Regions from separate parts of the Mus musculus genome. Here region 2 is linked to region 1. The links are chromatin loops, found by intact Hi-C in ENCODE. Cell type or tissue: heart. All regions are shown on one strand. Each heading gives the region's core, and the rest is flanking DNA. Links, peaks and the distances in the headings are about the cores only.

The links. Hi-C counts contacts between places; a loop is a spot of excess contacts. Peaks named below come from ENCODE experiments on the same cell type or tissue, not always from the same donor. Only the 100,000 strongest peaks of a DNase experiment are listed, where the experiment ranks them.
Region 2: it touches region 1 in a loop (1.9-fold over the local background); 2 of 42 quality-filtered maps call a loop at or near these places.

Annotation. Positions count from the first base shown.
Region 1 is chr11:95,138,695-95,147,018 of GRCm38, reverse strand. It overlaps Dlx4 (distal-less homeobox 4), which reads left to right and starts at 1,218. Exons shown (of 3, transcript NM_007867.4): 1 at 1,218-1,823; 2 at 5,040-5,230; 3 at 5,550-6,572. The coding sequence starts at 1,538. The coding sequence ends at 5,795. It overlaps Gm38659 (a long non-coding RNA gene), which reads left to right and starts at 7,222. Exons shown (of 5, transcript XR_880160.2): 1 at 7,222-7,383; 2 at 8,097-8,324. Dlx4os (distal-less homeobox 4, opposite strand) reads right to left here and starts at 1,966. Exons shown (of 3, transcript NR_040279.1): 1 at 1,745-1,966. In heart, for the core only: no CTCF peak of the experiment used is centred there; DNase peaks (open chromatin) are centred at 718 and 3,798; H3K4me3 peaks cover 2,309 bases; H3K27ac peaks cover 1,115 bases; H3K27me3 peaks cover 7,920 bases.
Region 2 is chr11:95,188,168-95,196,491 of GRCm38, reverse strand. The region is part of intron 1 of Gm11515 (a long non-coding RNA gene); the gene reads left to right. Among named protein-coding and RNA genes, the nearest start is that of Dlx4, 47 kb to the right of the region's middle. In heart, for the core only: no CTCF peak of the experiment used is centred there; no DNase peak of the experiment used is centred there; H3K27ac peaks cover 565 bases; H3K27me3 peaks cover 4,075 bases.

The DNA.
Region 1 (8,324 bases), core at 215-8,214:
GTGATTTGACTTGTAATATACAAGCATATGTGCCAGGTAAGCACAATGTGTTTTAAATAAAAATATTACATTTATTTATGTTTGGGTTATGCGTATGTGTGAAGATCCATGCATAACAGAGCCCACATATGGAGCTCAAGAGACTAGCTCTTGGGAGTTTGTTTTTTCTTCCATTATATGGTCCTGGGGACTCCAACTCAGATGGTCAGGCTTGGTGGCAACCTAATTGCTCTTCATCTCTTGTCTGCTGAGCCATCTCATCCACCTCAATCCTGTGCTTTTATTCAAAGAGTTGCCCATGGTTGGGGATGCAGCTGTATATACACCACACCTTAAAGTCTGTGTTTGCCGGTCCATAAATGAGCCTCTTTTCGTAGAGGGATATTGGTATGTAACAATATATGTTGGATGAAGACTCTATGTATTTTTGTGCACGTGGCAACAGATGCTTGCATACATGGTGTTCATTAAGGCCTCCTGTCCTGCTAAGAGACAGGTCCCGAACACAGTCTGGAAGTACAATGGAGTTAGCCATATTTTCTGTGCCCTCCCAGGAGCCATCAAACTAGATTCATCCCCACTCCCAGATTTTGCCCCAGTTCCTGGGAGGCTACATTTTGCAGAGTGCCAGAAAAGGCGGGGCTCGGTACAGGCGAATCCCAGACAGCAGATTCCCTCCAGCAGCCTCAAGGGCCTGCAGGAGCTGTGGTGTCGCAACTAAACCGGGGCCCCTGCCGGAAGCGGAAGCTTGCATTGGGGGTGGTGAGGCGCAGTGGCGGCGGTCGCGGCGTGCCAGGCTCTGGGCGCTCGGCGGGGGCGTGCGCGCCACGCGCGTGCGGGGCAGGCTGGGCGCCAGGCGGCACCCTCCAGGCCCCAGCGTCTGTTTACCAACAAACTGCCATCGCTCTGCAGCTACGCATTCCGACGCGCTGAATAAGCGGCCGGCGCTGGCTAGCTGCTTTTTCCACTCCCTCGCAGAGCCCTGGCAGCGTGGGGCCATGCAGACCCGCGCGACGCGCACACAGGTTCTGAGTCTCCAAAGCGTCTCTAGTTACCGCGCAGCTTCCCTCGTCCCCTAGCCATCCCAGGCCCAATTTCCTAGCACCTTGAACATCGTTACTGAGACTTCCTGACTCTACCGATTCCCCAGGAACTCGGAGTTGATGCAGGGATGTGGGGTCCGGAGCTCGCATCCCTCCCGTTTCCCGGTGCACGCTAACACGAGGGGTGGGGGGCGGGCTCAGCTTGAGGTCACCAAGGAATAGCCAATCCGGGGTGTCTAAGTGGGCGGGGGACCCCTGGGGTCCCGGGAACCGAACCCAGAGGAAAAGATGGGGAAGGGTAAAACCACGGGGTACCCCAAAAAACCCTTTCCCGGGTGCGAGTTCTCTGCCGGAAGAGGCTCAGAGAGACATTTTTCCAGGCATCTGAAGTGTAAGAGTGGCTTGCTGGAGCTGGAGACTTTGAAAGGAGCTGGCAGAAAGAGTAGACAGCGTGCGGGCCATGACCTAGGCCCTGTGGCCCGGCACCGGCCGCAATGACCTCTTTACCCTGTCCCCTTCCTGACCGTGGTGCCTCCAACGTTGTCTTCCCGGACCTCGCCCCCGCCCTGTCGGTAGTGGCTGCTTACCCGCTCGGACTATCCCCGGGAACCGCAGCTTCTCCCGATTTGTCCTACTCCCAGTCCTACGGCCACCCCCGGTCCTATTCCCACCCTGGGCCGGCAACCCCAGGAGACTCCTACCTGCCCCGCCAGCAACAATTGGTGGCGCCATCTCAGCCCTTTCACAGGCCGGCTGAACACCCGCAGGAGCTCGAAGCAGGTAAGTGTGACCGCGGCGGCTCTCCTCACCTCTGGGGTCTGGGTTGTCTTTGCATAAATTTCGCGTTCTTCTGCTTGCGCGCAACTAGAGGGATTCAAACGCTTCTCTCTCCGATACCCAGGAATCTGCGGTAGGGGGAGGGCGAAGGATGGGGGAGGAGCGGAGGCAAGTTGATCTAGGTCTCCTTTTTAAATTCGACCTGGTTTCGATTTGCAGTTTTGAAAAGCCAGGCGGGAGGGCTCCCTACCCCACCCCCTGGAGCAGTGGAGCTGTGTGAGTACCTGTGTAACGGAAATTTGCCCTAATCCAGATGGAGAGGTGGAGATCTAACCCCTTCCCTGTGATTCTCCTCATCCTTCACTCCGTTCCGACATCATCCCTTTTGAGTTCTGGTCTCAGAAACCAGTATATAAATCAAACACTACTAAACAGAAATCAGTTTCCAGTTGGAGATAGGTAGACAACTAGGCTGGGTTCCTTCTCCTTTCCTGGGCCCCACCCCCTTTTCCTGGAGGTGCCTATACCCTGCAGGATCTGGGTATAAGACCCCCACCAACTGTTGCTCAAATAATAAACTTACAGGCTGGTCTACCAGTCTCCAGCTCTTTCCCTGGCCTCCTCTGCCTTGTGCCTAAGACATCTTTACCATCTCCACCTTTAACTTTGGGATACATTAGACCCAGCTTCGGTTGCCTGCAGCAAATCTGAGCTCCACTGGAAGGCTTCGGTGAAGACAGGGGAGCAGCTGGCCTTCCTAGCTCCGACCTATGCACAGCCCAACTGACAGACCCTGGCTGGCAGTACGAGGATGCTCTCCATAGACCCACTGACTCCTTGAACATCAAAATGGTCCAATTGTTCTTGGCATAGTCCTCGAAGATGCGCAAGTCTGTGATGTGACTTCACATAATCAGCCCCAAACCAAGATGTTTCTCTCCTTTTCCCTGGTCATTCTGGCATAAATTCATGACACATACACCCCCAACCAAAACCACATTAGAATAGAGGCTCACATTCCTTGTTCTATGGTTGGAGAAACTGAGATAGAAGGAATGCATATAGATAGATCCAGGACACAACTTTTTTTTCCAGGCTCCTGGACCAGGGCAAGTTCACTTTCCTCAATGGACGGAGCCAGGAAAGGGGACTTTAGGAACTTCTCAGGACCCCAGAAAGTTAACAGCTTTCTGGAGCAGAGTGGGGGTGGGCCTGCTAGGTTGCTGGGTCTCCTTGGAGGAGGGACAGTCCGTCTGAGTGGCAGAGTTTTGCATACAGATCTACAAAGGAACCGCTTGGACTCTTCTTTTTAGATATACTAATATACACTGGGGAAGTAAAGGCAAGGGGGGTCCTGAGTTTGAGGACAAGTCGGGCAACCTGCTATCCGTCCTGTGTGTGCACATGAGGACAGACAGTGTGCATTTTGGGACTGGAGAGGAAGAACCTGTCCTTATTGGGAGACCTGTCTGGCAATAAGGTGGACCTGTCTTCCATATGCCTTCCCTAGCTTGGTCCAAGAACAATGGACTGAAGAATTCTTTCTATTACGTACTTTACCCGGATACAACGAAAAAATAAAATAAAATAAAACAAAACAGAGACTCCATGTTCACAAACAGATTCTTTAAAAAAAAAATATACCGTAGCATTTCGCTATTGAAATTATGCGGGCCGCCGCCCATTCTTGAATGAATGATTGGAGTACGAGAGAGGGCTTGGGGTGTCCTACGCCCATACTACGGGTGCACCTCCGTCCCAGGGAGGCATTTGGCTCAGAAAGAGCCTCAGCAACACCCCTTTGGGGCTGCGGGTGTGGCTGCCGCGCCTCCACGGAGGCCCTGGGGACCCGTTATCGCGACCGACCGGGGTAGATCCAGTTGTGACTTGCCAAAACTAGTGTGGAAAAAGGCAGCTGTTCCGGAAGGCACCTGGAAGGTGATCTGCTCTGCGAGTTCAGCAGTCCAGGCTGTCTTCCTTCGCGCTCTGCTCGCTATTACCCGAACTGCGCGGTCCAGGCAGCCAAGAAGGCATGGGTTGTCGCTTGGCTGCCGGCCCCGGGTGAGCAGTAGAAGTCGGAGTAGGAGAGACAAGACAGGCGCGGGCGGGAGCGCGGGCGGGAGCGGGAGCGGGAGCGGAAACCCAATGGTTTTTCTGGGAATTGGCTGAGGTTGGAATCCAGGGGACAGGATTTGAGGACCACAGCCCCCAAGGCCACCGGTGAGGGATGTGGGGGAGGTGAAGGCAGTGGTGACTGCGGCCCACGAGCAGAGACCCTAACATCTGTTGGGTGAACCCAGCTAAGAATGGATGGGGAGCTGAAGGACAGAAGCTGCTACTGCTGCCAGGATACAGGCAGGGACATCTCACCCGCTCTATTCTGGGGTCCTCATAGTAGACCTGCACGGAAAGAGGCAGCTGTCACCCCAACATTTTGTCATCCCGGGCAGGCATTTTGCCTCTTCCCATTTCTCATCCCCTTGCACAGTCTCAGTATCCCATAAAGTGGTCCAGGTCGGGGCCCCGGTTTCAAGAATGGAAACCCATGCCCTCAATCTTGACGCCAACCTGAAGCCGCTTCCTATAATAGTGGGAGTTGGGGGCCTGTGGGGGACACCAGACCTTTTGCTACAGCCTACAGCCCAGCGATGACAATATAACAACCCGTATTGCTGGCGGAACATTAAGCTTTCCGGACCTGAATCACTTTCCTTCTGAAGCAACCGCGCTGGGGCCCGCAGGAAATACATCTTGTTTCTAGATCCCTGAAACTTTGAGTATTACTCTTAGGTTTCTTGAGTCTTTGATACACTGCTCTGCTCATCTCCAGACCTTAGCTCAGCTCTCCACGAGTCTTTTGCCCTGTTCTATTCTAAGCAGGTCCACCAACCAACATACCAGCACCCTGCCACCCTGCAGGAGCCTGGGCACCCTTACCCTGGCCCTTGGCGATTTGTGTTCTTAGGTCCTATAGTGGTAGCTTCAGCAGGACAAGAACTCAAGAGCTGAAGCTTGTATTGACTGTTGCTGGTGTTGAAATGGCAGGGATAGGCAAGGCTTGTTCCACTGCACACACACACCGAGACTCAGGTTGATAGTGAAGGCTGCTGTTGTTTTTGCTGATTGCCCATGGTGTGGGATGCGATGAGCTTATTAAGAAATGCCCGACTCACCTGGTCCCTTTGCATGCTTACAGCTTAGTGTTCTTCTGCCTCCCAGAATCAGAGAAGCTGGCACTGTCTCTGGTGCCCTCCCAGCAGCAGTCCCTGACCAGGAAGCTGCGCAAGCCCAGAACCATCTACTCTAGCCTGCAGCTCCAACACCTGAACCAGCGTTTCCAGCACACCCAATACCTGGCCCTGCCCGAGAGAGCTCAGCTGGCAGCACAACTCGGACTCACCCAAACCCAGGTAGGGCCAGTCCTGTCCCTGCTCAAGGCAAAACTTCCCATTCTCTGCCCTCTGAGAACCCACAAAGGAGTCCCACAATTTTGCTGACACGGCTCTTGGATAAGCAGTGCCCATAGCTGGTCCACAGCATGAGTTGGGGGGTACATGTTAGAGGAGAATGAGACTCAAGAAGAGGAGTGTGCCCAGACAGGAAGCTGAGACTGGGGGATTCCAGAACTGAAGAGCTGGAGCAAAGGTTCCCAGGACTCACTCTCTGTGGCCAGGTCCCTTCCCACACCTTTCATAGACACTCCTAATCCGTCCTCTTTTCCTCTCAAAGGTAAAGATCTGGTTTCAGAACAAACGCTCCAAATATAAGAAGCTCCTGAAACAGAGCTCTGGGGAGCCGGAAGAGGACTTCTCTGGGAGACCCCCCTCCCTGTCTCCCCACTCTCCAGCCCTACCATTCATCTGGGGTCTACCCAAGGCAGACACCCTGCCTTCCAGTGGCTATGACAACAGCCACTTTGGTGCCTGGTATCAGCATCGCTCCCCAGATGTGCTGGCACTGCCTCAGATGATGTGAGTCTGGAGGGAGGCTGGTCAGACTTCAGCCCTCCTGTCAAGCCCAGGACCCGAGCACCTGCTCCCCTTCTGGGAGGAGAGGAAACCAGCTCCAGATGGATTTTCTCAGAAGACAAGACACCGAAGGAGAAAAAGGGAAAGAATGGTGTGGAAGCCTGGCTCTCCAAAGCAGAGAGTTAGATCAGGGGCTTTGGACGGCCACAATCTTGCCACTCCCTCTCCTTCAAATGACTGCAGCCCCAAGCACAGCCCTAGGATCCAAACCAGGAAGAAAACAAATATTATTCCTGGCCTGCACCATGGGGGCCCAGACAGCCCTTCCAGGAACAAAACCAGAAGTGGACACAGGGTCTGTGTTGTTGGCCACCATAGAGTCTCCGACTTTCATTTACTAATTACTGGTGGTGGCCCAGTGGTAGAGTGAGTGTTTAACATGTAAAAGGCCCCAGCTCCAAAGCAAAACTTGTGGACCTGTGGGCAGCTTGTGCTTCTCCGCTTTAAACGGCTCTCTAGCGCCATATCTACCCATTTTGAATTGATAGCCATGGGCTTAATCGTCCATATAATTCAACAGTATGTATTAAGAGCCTAGGCCCACGACTCTCCATCCTTAACACCTAACAAGTTCACCTGCACACATTGTTGGAAGCCCAGAAGGAGAAATGGGACAAACAGATTACCAGGATCAGTGCAGGCATAGCTCCTCGCTGTTGCCTCGATCAAAGAAACTGCTCTCAAATCACAAGCTATTAAAATGTATATATGTATTAAAAAAGAATCAGAGTCCTGAGTATATTAGCTAGCCATGTTCGTCTCCTGTATTTATCCCTTCTGGAGCTAGCTGCTCCGCTCATCTTTTCTTCCTCATCTGATATATCCTCCCCTTCACCAGAAGTCATAGACACCACTTTTTAAATTAATGATTTATTTATTTCATTTTATATGCATTGATGTTTTGCCTGCATGGATGTCTGTATGAGAATATTGGGACCCCCCTGAAACTGGAGTTACAGACAGTAGTGAGCTGCCATGTGGGTGCTGGAAATCGAACCTGGATCCTCTGGAAGAGCAGCCAGTGTTCTTAACCACTGAGCCATCTCTCCAGCCCAACATTAGATTCTCGGTATGCCTCTGCTGCCAGCTAGCTCTGGGGTTCTGGCTCAGGAACATTGTAACAGCCTGTGGCTTCATCTGAAATGGGAAGATGCTCCTACACGGAATGGCTCATTCAGAATGGTCTTCCTCAGCAGACCCCTCTGGGGGCCAGTTGTAGAGGGAGCCGGGGCACTTCACAGCCACGGTATTCTACCAGGAGAAGACTGAGCTAGGGCAGTCCTTCTGGAAGAAGTGACCTGCTGGAGGTGGAATGGCTTTAGCCTACAGAAAGGGGTAAGGGGGAGGAGAATACTAGAAGGAACTGGAACTCTCCATCTAATAGGCATCTTTGGATCTCCTGCTGGGTAGCTCCTAGCAACATGGCCAGGACAGGTGCTTTAGGCTAACATGTGGCCGAACAGAGGACTGGAGGCAGTGTGGCAAGAAGCAAAGGAAAAGCAGGACAGAGGCCGTTTGGGCACTGTCCAGAGGCTGTAAGTCCAGTGTGGGCTGGGGGAGGAGGGTGGTCAGCTTCCAGAGCATCAGGACTGCAGCATCAGGATTCATCCTGGACCGCAGCTCACACCACACATACAGCATGGGGGTGGGGGAGGACAGGGTCAGCATTCAGGGTTCAGGGAATTCAGCCCAGAGTGGCCCCAGGGGCTGGGGAGGGGCCTCCAGTTCCAGGCAAAAGGCTTCAAAGGCTAGCTTGCTCTCACTGCCTGAACCTGTTCCCAATCACATTAAACTGAGGGCACCAAGTCTTTGGTTGAAAAGCCCAGTAGGGCACTTCCAGCCAACCCCGAGCCAGAAAAGAAGCTTAGTTTGGGGTCATAGGGAGGACAGAGGGGTACTGCATTCAGTGGAAGGATCTCACCTAGGGATGTCTGTACACATTCCTTCTTTGTCCCACTACTGGGTCAGTGGTCACACCCAGTCCCCGAGAGACTCACAGAAGATGGCCCCGTGGGCAGCAAATGGCAGGTCATAGGGCAGTGTGGAGTGAACCTACCCACTGTGGAGACCCTCCCATCCCCTTTCTCCCTTTCAACCTCCCCCCTCCCCCTGCCCCACCGCCCTTGGACCCTGGCTCCACTGCTCTAGGGGTGGCTGGCCCCAGATGTCTCCTCTAGGTCTTCTTTGAGGCCAAGGGCCTCGGGGTGCTGTTCCCTGCCATGCAGGCTACACACTCCTCTTTCCACAGAGCAAGATAAGATCTACCGCCCCATCTCGGAAAGCCTCCAAAGGCAGATTAATTGGACAGCCCAACACGAGTCGCATCGTTAAAACAACAGCCTGGGTTGTAAAGTTAAGTAGCAGAAGCCGTAATTGCTCTTTCAGCCAGGGACCAGCTGAGCCTGCGGCACCCCTTCCCTTACCCCCATGTGCCCTTCCCATGTGACACTCTTTTCCACTTGGGAGCTGATCCAGT
Region 2 (8,324 bases), core at 173-8,172, 50 kb before region 1:
GGGAGGACCAGGGTTAAGATCCTGCCTTGGTGTGTGTATCTCTGCATCTGCCCCTAGCCACTCGTCCATTTACATCCATTTTCGAGCAGGACCTCTGGAACCCTTCCCTAGCTGGCTGGAGTTATTCTGTCACAAAATGGGCCCAAGGGACAAGCGGGGACCATCTCCTAGTGCCACCACCCAGCTACCTTGTTGTAAATGTAGACTTCTTCCCTTGCTCAAAAGCTCTCCATGCCTCCCCATGGCCCACAGGAAAACACCCCTGTTCTTCAGCTGTCTTTCATTGACCTCCGCTTGTGGGCCCTGAGCCACCATGTTAATACCTGATAATCTTAGTTCCTCTATCCATCCTTGTCACCCATCTGGCTTAAGCCCAACTGTGACATCCTTGGTCACACAAACTGTCTCATTATTGATGGAGACTGTGGTTGCTCCTGCTGCTGCTGGCAGAGTGAACGGTGGCTGCGTTGATGACTGGGGCATGACTTATTTGCGTCTACAGCACCCAGTCGCTGGAACATAGTAGTTGTTCAATAAACGGAAGCCAGCAGTTGATTGAGTCAATGGTGAGCCGACCCCACCCTTCAGCTTGGAGGACGTCCATCTTGTCACTGTTGGCTAAAGTCTCACCAATCCTCCGAAGTCATCTCAATGCCTCGCGACCCTGACCTCCATCTGTGAGCTCAAGCCACTGTGACAAAATGTTCCTGTCACCCTTGAGCCCAGTGACCCTTCCCATTGCCCCACCAGCCTTTTGAGGCTGAAGTTGAATGAGTTTTCCTTCACATCACTAGACTATTTTCAGTGTTGGTATGACCTCAAGGTTTCGAAATTGGCAGGAGTGGTGGTGAATTCCTGTAATTCCAGCACCCAGGAGGCTGAGGCAGGAGGATGGTGACTATAGGACAGTCTGCATTATATATCAAGCTGAGTCCAGTCCAGGATCATCCAATTAAATAGGTGTCCAGCCCAGTTCAGGGATAGATCCACTGTATCAGCTTCTCAAGTGTCTGCAATCCCAGCACTTGGGAGGCAGAGGCTGGCCCATGTCTGTGAGTTCGAGGCCAGCCAGAACCACATAGACACTGTCTCAAATGGAACAGCCAACAGGCAAGTAAAATAATATCCAGTGAAGCTTCCCACTGTGTTGGAGTCTTTGGATGGGTCTCAAAGAGGCCCTGAACTCTTGTTGTTCCAGACATAACAGTATTTTATTTTATCTACTTTGAGATGGCTTCTAGGCCAGGCCAGTCTTGAACTCCCTCTATAGCCAAGGTTGACCTTCAACTTCTGTCCCCTCTGTCTCCACTTTCTGAGTACTTGTGTTAGAGGTATTTATAGCCATATCCACTTTATGTGGTGCTGGAGACCAACTTCTGGCTTGTATGCTGGGTGAGCATCCTACCAACTGAGTTATGATCCCCAGACCCTTGGACAACTTGAACAAAAGTCAGCCACAGTTGTCTTCCTTCTGAATGTCTGTCATATAGGGAGAGGACAGGCCCACCTCCTGACATTGGTAGGTCAGCAGCTGGGGCTCTGACATGCTTGTTTTCCTTCTCAGAACAGAGAAGGGCTCCATCAGAACCTGATTGCAGTCCCCACTGTGGAGTGTGACACCCCTTCCCCCACACCACAGCTCTCTTTCTCCATGCCCCCTGCTCTGACCTCAAAACAAGGAGTTTGGCTCTCTTCCTCCAGTCTCCCTCCTGGAGACCCCTAGCCTCCTCTCTGAGGTCTTGCCCCCACTGCTTGGAGAGCAGGCTTTCAGCCCCCCACCAGGCTCACCTGCTTGGCTTCTGTCCCAGTGGACACAGAGATGTTATCCCTAGGGAAATGGGCCTCAATGGGGGTATTGTTCCCTCCCCTTTCACAGAAGGATCAGGGAGGGGACAAGGCAGAGACTGGGAATGTCCCAGGTACCACACAGGCCTGCTTTGTCCTCCTCCTCCTCCTCCTCTCCTTCTTTCCCTGCCCTCCCCTCCTACCTGGCCAGCCCCCTCCCTTTCACCTACGTCTCCAGGCTTCCTCCAGTGGTTCCTCTACACCTTGGGGCAAAGCAGCTGCCGCAAGGGTGGGGCTCAGGGTGGCCCTGGGCAGTTGTGTGGGAGCAAGGTGTCCCCTCCACATGCCAGCACTCCTAGGAGCTTGGCCTCCCCTTGGGTAGGCTCAGCCTTGCCTGTTCCTTTTGCCTGTGTGACACCCCTGACCCAGGAGTACTCTGTCCTGGGAGACCCGGCCCTGCTGGTGATCACCTTACTCTGGGAGCACTCTGTCTTAGGAGGAGCACCTTGCCTTGAAAGCATAATGTATGGGGAGATCCTGGCTGGGCAGTGTCCTGCCTGGGGAGCACCGTGTGTAGGGGACCCTGTCTAGGGGACCCTGTCTAGGGGAGCATTCTGCCCTGAGACAACCATGAACAATTCTCTTTATGCACTGTCCAGACTCAGTTCCGCCCTAGCTTTCTTGGTCACCATCTCATGGATAGCCTGCTAGGAGATAGGACAGATTAAAGAAAAGATCAGTTTCCACTATGCATGGTGCCTGCACCTGTAACCTCCTCCCTCCCCAGTACTGGGGAGACCGAAGCAGGAGGAGGCATTGAGCTTATGAGTTCAAGGCCTGCCTGGGTAATTTATCCAGACCCAGGACTCTAACAAAGTAACAAAAAGATCACTTCCTACCAGCTGAGGCCAGAGCAAAAACTCCTGGAGCCAGGTGTAGGCTCAGCCAGCGGTTAATCAGGTGACTCAGTAAGCCACTGTACCCTGGAGGTCTCATGAGCCTCCTGGGTAAAAGTGCAACGTCAGGCCATCTTTTCCACGTTCTTCCCAGGCTCTGACCTTGATGAGAACCCGGCTGTGTGGTTGCTTCTTGGAAGGGGAAACTGGGATGCAGATAGAAATAGAAAAGATTCCCGACCCTGCTCCCACCTCCTGCCTGAGCTTTGTCCCCAGAGCGAGTGACAACCAAAGAAGGCTAATGGAAGCTAGCCCTGCTGCAGGTGACACTGATCTCCTGATTCAGATCCAGTTTCTGCCCTCGTGGCCCCCAGGCCCCTCACACCTGCTGGGTCCCTTTGTTCGTTAGGCTGGGAGCACTGGCTGCCTTTCATCCTCCTCCTGCCCCATTCATGCCATAAGCCAGGGCACCGCCTCCTGCCTCCTGGCTGGGTACCACCTTGACAAGGCGGCTGCAAGCTGGCCAGGGCAGCACCCATTGGGCTCCGCTGCCCCCTCCTCTCCTCTGGGAAGATGGTTGTGAAAGGAGATGGAGTGTTCAGGAGGAAGGCACAGCTGTCCCTACTCCTTAAGGCAATTGGTCAGTTGGAAGGACCTGGGTTTTTGTTGACGAAGGTGTCTTGAAGAAGGGACATTTTGTCTTGTGGATTTGATTCACAGCTAAGCCCAACTGGGGAGGGGCATGCATAACTACTGGCCCAGTAGTTAAAAAGCACTTTCTGATTGCTGCTCTTCAGAGACCAGAGTTTGATTCCCAGGAGCCATGTTGGACAGTCCACAGCTGTCTGGTGCTCCACCTCTGTGGACACCCACACGCATGTGCAAATAACCACTCTCTCTGTCTCCCCCAGAGTTAAAAATAGGATAAATAGTCTTTAAAATATAAACTCAATGGAGGGTGTCTAAGCAGACCCTGCCCTTTTCAGGACCAGGCAGAACTACCATCCATCCATCCATCCATCCATCCATCTATCCATCCATCCATCCATCCATCCATCCATCCATCCAGGAAGTACATACTGATAAGGGACTCTGTAGAGGATCTGCTGTAAGTATGGAAGACATAGTGCTAGGTCATCAAAATCAAGCTCTCCTTGCCTTTGCCGAGTCTGTGCTCTTGAGTAGAGGAGGCAAATCAAAACCAATAGATATGAGCCAGACATGATGGGACGAGCCTTTAGTCCCAGCACTCAGGAGGCAGAGGCAGGTGGGTCTCTGCGAGTTTGAGGCCAGCCTGGTCTACAAATCAAGTTCCAGGCCAGCCAGGGCTACACAGAGAAACCCTATCTTGAAGGAAAAAGAAATAAGCAAAAATAACCACACCAAGCTACCACCAATAAAACCAACAGACAGGGTACAAGTTGGTTATGACAACCGAGGCACAAAATTAAGGTGGGTGAAGGGGCAGGAAGTGACTGAGTTTTGTATTTGATAAGGAGCTCAGTCCACCTTCCTGGAAGGTCACAGAAGCAGAGAGGCAGGTGGAGAGCTGGGGGGAGGTCACTCAGGCAGTGGAAAGTGCAAAGACCCTGGGGTGGCGGAGGTGGGGAGGGTTTGCTGGGTTAAGGGATGTCAAGGAGTCCACAGGGACGTGAGTGGAATGAGAGAAGAGTGGGCGTAGAGGAGTCTGAACTCAGTGTCACAGGGCCTTGTAGACCGTGGTTATGACTTTCAGTTTTATTATAAGTAAGGTGGGTAAGGAAGATAGGCCGGTGCCCTTCCTTTGGGAATCTGAAAAGCCTAACTCTCTGCTCTTGCTTCCCAGACCTAGGAATATGGCAAGAGTTATGTTTGGGGATCCATCCATCCATCAGTCTATCCATCATCTGAAAATATCCTACCCTGCTCTGCTCAGAGCAGTGGACACTCACTAGCCGGGTGGTCTCAGGGCAGGCGACTTAACCCCCTTATCTGTGAAGTGGGGCCAGTTATCATAGATTCTTTGTTTGAACTCCTGTTAAGGTTAAACAAGGTCTTTCGTCCTTTCTTGGTGCTGGGCACATGGTACGGAGAACTACTCTGTGGATGCTGGCCGAACTCATGCTTATGTGAGTTCCACCCAGGGCAGAAAGTCTGATCAGTACCCCACTTCTCTGGGGATCCCTCCCAGAAGGGTACCCCTGCATGGTGATCTCTGAGCTTCCCTGTGCTCTCTCAACTTTTTGCCCAACTGCTCTATGCCAGCTCTCAGGTCAAAGTATGGCGTCAGAGCCTATAGAGCTTTCTCTCTGGGCTTCTGTGTGCCCGTCATTTGGCTTCTACGTCACCTGGGGCCGCTCGCTCAGTGCCCTCTGCAGAATGGCGGGCATCCACTCGGAGCCGTGAGAACTGAGGACACAAAGGCCCTGAGACAGTCAAAACTTCTAGGGAGTGAAACCTGGAGAAGTCCCAGGCTTTGAAGCCCTGAGGACTTGGAGAGTAAGGTATATTGAGCAAGCCCTATTGGCCTCAATGTAGATTGTTAAGTTACTTCCTGTGCCTCAGTTTCTGGATCTGGGAAAATGGGGCAGTAACACATGGAAGGTTTAGGCATTTACGTGAGGCTCCTGACTCCATGAGGAATGTGCTCCTTAGGCTGTGGCAGCCAGTGAGGAGAAGGGATGGGCTACATGCTGCCTCTCTGAGGTGTGTGCTGTGCTCCAGACCCAGTGATGGAGATGGGCAGAGCCTCAGCAACAGTATCCAGTGTAGGTATACTTTTGTATGGAGTGAGATACATGAAACAGAAAGGACTAAGAGGTCCAGTCTACTTCATTGCTTGGTTCCCATTTCAAGAGTGGTTCTTAGTGCGTGGCATGTTCTTAGTGCTTACTCTGTGTCAGGCCCTGTGAGGAGATCAAAGACACATGGGGGACGCCCACAAGATGCCAAGTCAAGGGGCACATCTTCACTAGAAGAGTCTTTGCCTAGCCTGTGTGAGGCCCTGGCTTCTACATCGAGAATTGCCCATACCAAAAGTTGTTCCCTGTTCCTCGGTGAGGGAGAGCTTGTGGGAACACAGCCCCTCCCAGGCCTCCAAAGGGCATCTCTTCTCTATTCCTTTCTACTCCCCTCAGAAAGGCAAATCAAAAGAGACACTTCAGTGAGCTTAAGGACCAGAGATCCTAGTGATTGCCCCAAAGTCACACAGCAGGTAAGCTGGAACTTGAAATGAAAGCCACTTCCCTGGGGCTCTTTCTTGCTCTTCATGAGATTCGCTTCTCTCCGTCCTCCTTCTCCTCCTCCTCTTCCCCCCTTCCTCTCCCTCTTCTTTTGCTCCTTCTTCTTCACACTCCTCCCTCTCCTCTCTCTCTTCACTTACTGCCATCCTTTAAGAGAATCACCTGGGATCCTCCTGGAATCCCCATCCCTCGTCCACCATCTTTCCCAACGTGGGGCCCTTCAATATGCCACTGCTGAGGCAGGTGGGCTGACTTTGGACTGGTAGGTACAGAACAAGGGGTAACTTAGCCTGCGAGATGAGGCGTCTGATGAAGGACACCCCCCCCATACACACGCCCAGGGCTCCTCTATGCACCCCCATCACAGGGTTTTTGATGCTGCCTAGGATAAGCCAGACCTCAGCCCACGCGAAACTCTTCACACACACCTCCAGCTCCAGGCGGTCCCCTCGACCTTGTCAGGAGCTGGCCCTGTGCCTAGGTCCCAGCCCAGGGTGCTAGGTGGCAGCAAGGGGCGGGAGGCAGGCTCCGCGTGCTTTCAGTATTTATTTATTTATTTGTAGGTCCAATGTACACATTCCAGGCTCTGATTACCCCTGGGGCCCGGGAGGAGGGACACACTGAGGGCCGCCCGGGCCTTTGATGTTGGAGAGGAGAGATGGTGAGATGCAGAGGAGTCCCTGCTTCTCTGGGGTGTGTGTGTGCTTGTTGGGGAGTTCTGGTGATGTCACCTCTACAAGACAAGGATGATAGGCCCATGGCCAGGCCCCGGGGGAAACAGAAGGGGTCAGAAAGCAAGGAAAGAGGAGACGGCCCTTTCTCGAGAGAGCTGCTTGGCTCACAGCCCTGCTGCCCCTGCTAGGGTTGTAGCCATGGCTGGGGTTTCAGAAACACACGAACATGCTCCAAGAGTAAAGGGAGAAGTTGTCCAAGTCCCATGACAAGGGACCAGCGTCCACCCCACCAAGAGACCCAGAGACCCGAAGAGGGAAATGCAACCTCACCACTGAGGTCAGGGACACTGGGGGAGAGCCACTCATACTCACCAAGGCCGTCAGTGAACCTTTGTGTCTCTCTAGGGGGGTGTCCTGAGTCATGAGGAGAGCTTGCCCATGTGTGTGTGTGATGGATGAATGAATGAATGAATGAATGAATGAATGAACAAGTAAATGAATGAATGAGTGAATGGAAATGTTGACCACAGATGGAGTGAATGGAAATGCTGATACAGATGAGAGGCAGGAAGGTGGTGTGAAAATAACCCACACCACAGGGGTCGATGCATTTTAAAAAAAGACACAGAAAATGACAACCAGGTATGTACTGGGATGTGATGTAGGAGGAAGAAGGAAGAGGAGGAGGAAAAAGAGGAGAGAGACAGCTGTGGCCACCAGGAGCCAACCAACCATTCTTCTTTTTATTTCTAGCTGGGTACAATTTCAAAAGCGGCACATGTGAAGTAGTATGGACTGGCCTCATTTCTCTACCCAGACGGTCCGTGATTTGATAGCTATACCTCTCTAGTCTTGTTTACTTTTCATTATTGTTGTTTGGGCACAAAGTCTCACTGAGCTCAGGCTGGCCTTGAACTCCTGATTCTCCTGCCTCCACCTCCCAAGTGCTGGGATTACAGAGGTGCACCACTATGCCTCTCTCATGCTCTTTCTCTTACTCTCATTTTACTATCGGTGTGTGTGTGTGTGTGTGTGTTACTAGGGATACAGCAGCCACCCTCTCCTGAACAATTCAAGGGTCACCCCTCAACGTTTCCAGGTGTATGTCCCAGGAACAGGGCTGTCCTCTTCCCTATCAGTTTCACCTTTTCACTTTGATCACAGAATTTCATTTAAAGAATCTATTCTTCATGACCATATTCTAATTTTTATACTTAGCCTAATATGGTTGTTCAAGATAAGATTTTACTATGTATGGGGTGTGTGTTCTGCATGTAGGTATGTGCACATGAGTGCAGGTGCCCTTGGAGGTCAGAGGCAATAGTTCCCCTGGAGCTGGAGTTACGGCAGTTGCGAGTCACTTGACTTAGGTGCTGGGAACTGAACTTTGGTCCCCTGCCAGAGCAGCTCTTAACCTCTGAGCCATCTCTTCACCCTCAGGTTGGTTTCTTTTTTAGATAAAGTCTCGCTTGGATAGCCCTTGCTGGCCTGGAACTCTCTATGAAGATGACAGGTTTGCTTCCAACTCCGTGACCCTCCTGCTTCTGCTTGTGAGGGGGACATCACACATGTGCCTCTGTGTCTGGCCTATGGGCTTTAATGTGTGTGTGTGTGTGTGTGTGTGTGTGTGTGTGCTGTGTGGATGCTTGCATGTCACATGTTGTAGAAGCTCCAGATCAACTTTGTGGAGTTGGTTTCCAGGACTGAACTGAGGTTGTACAGTTTGCACTGGAGGACAGCAAGTATCT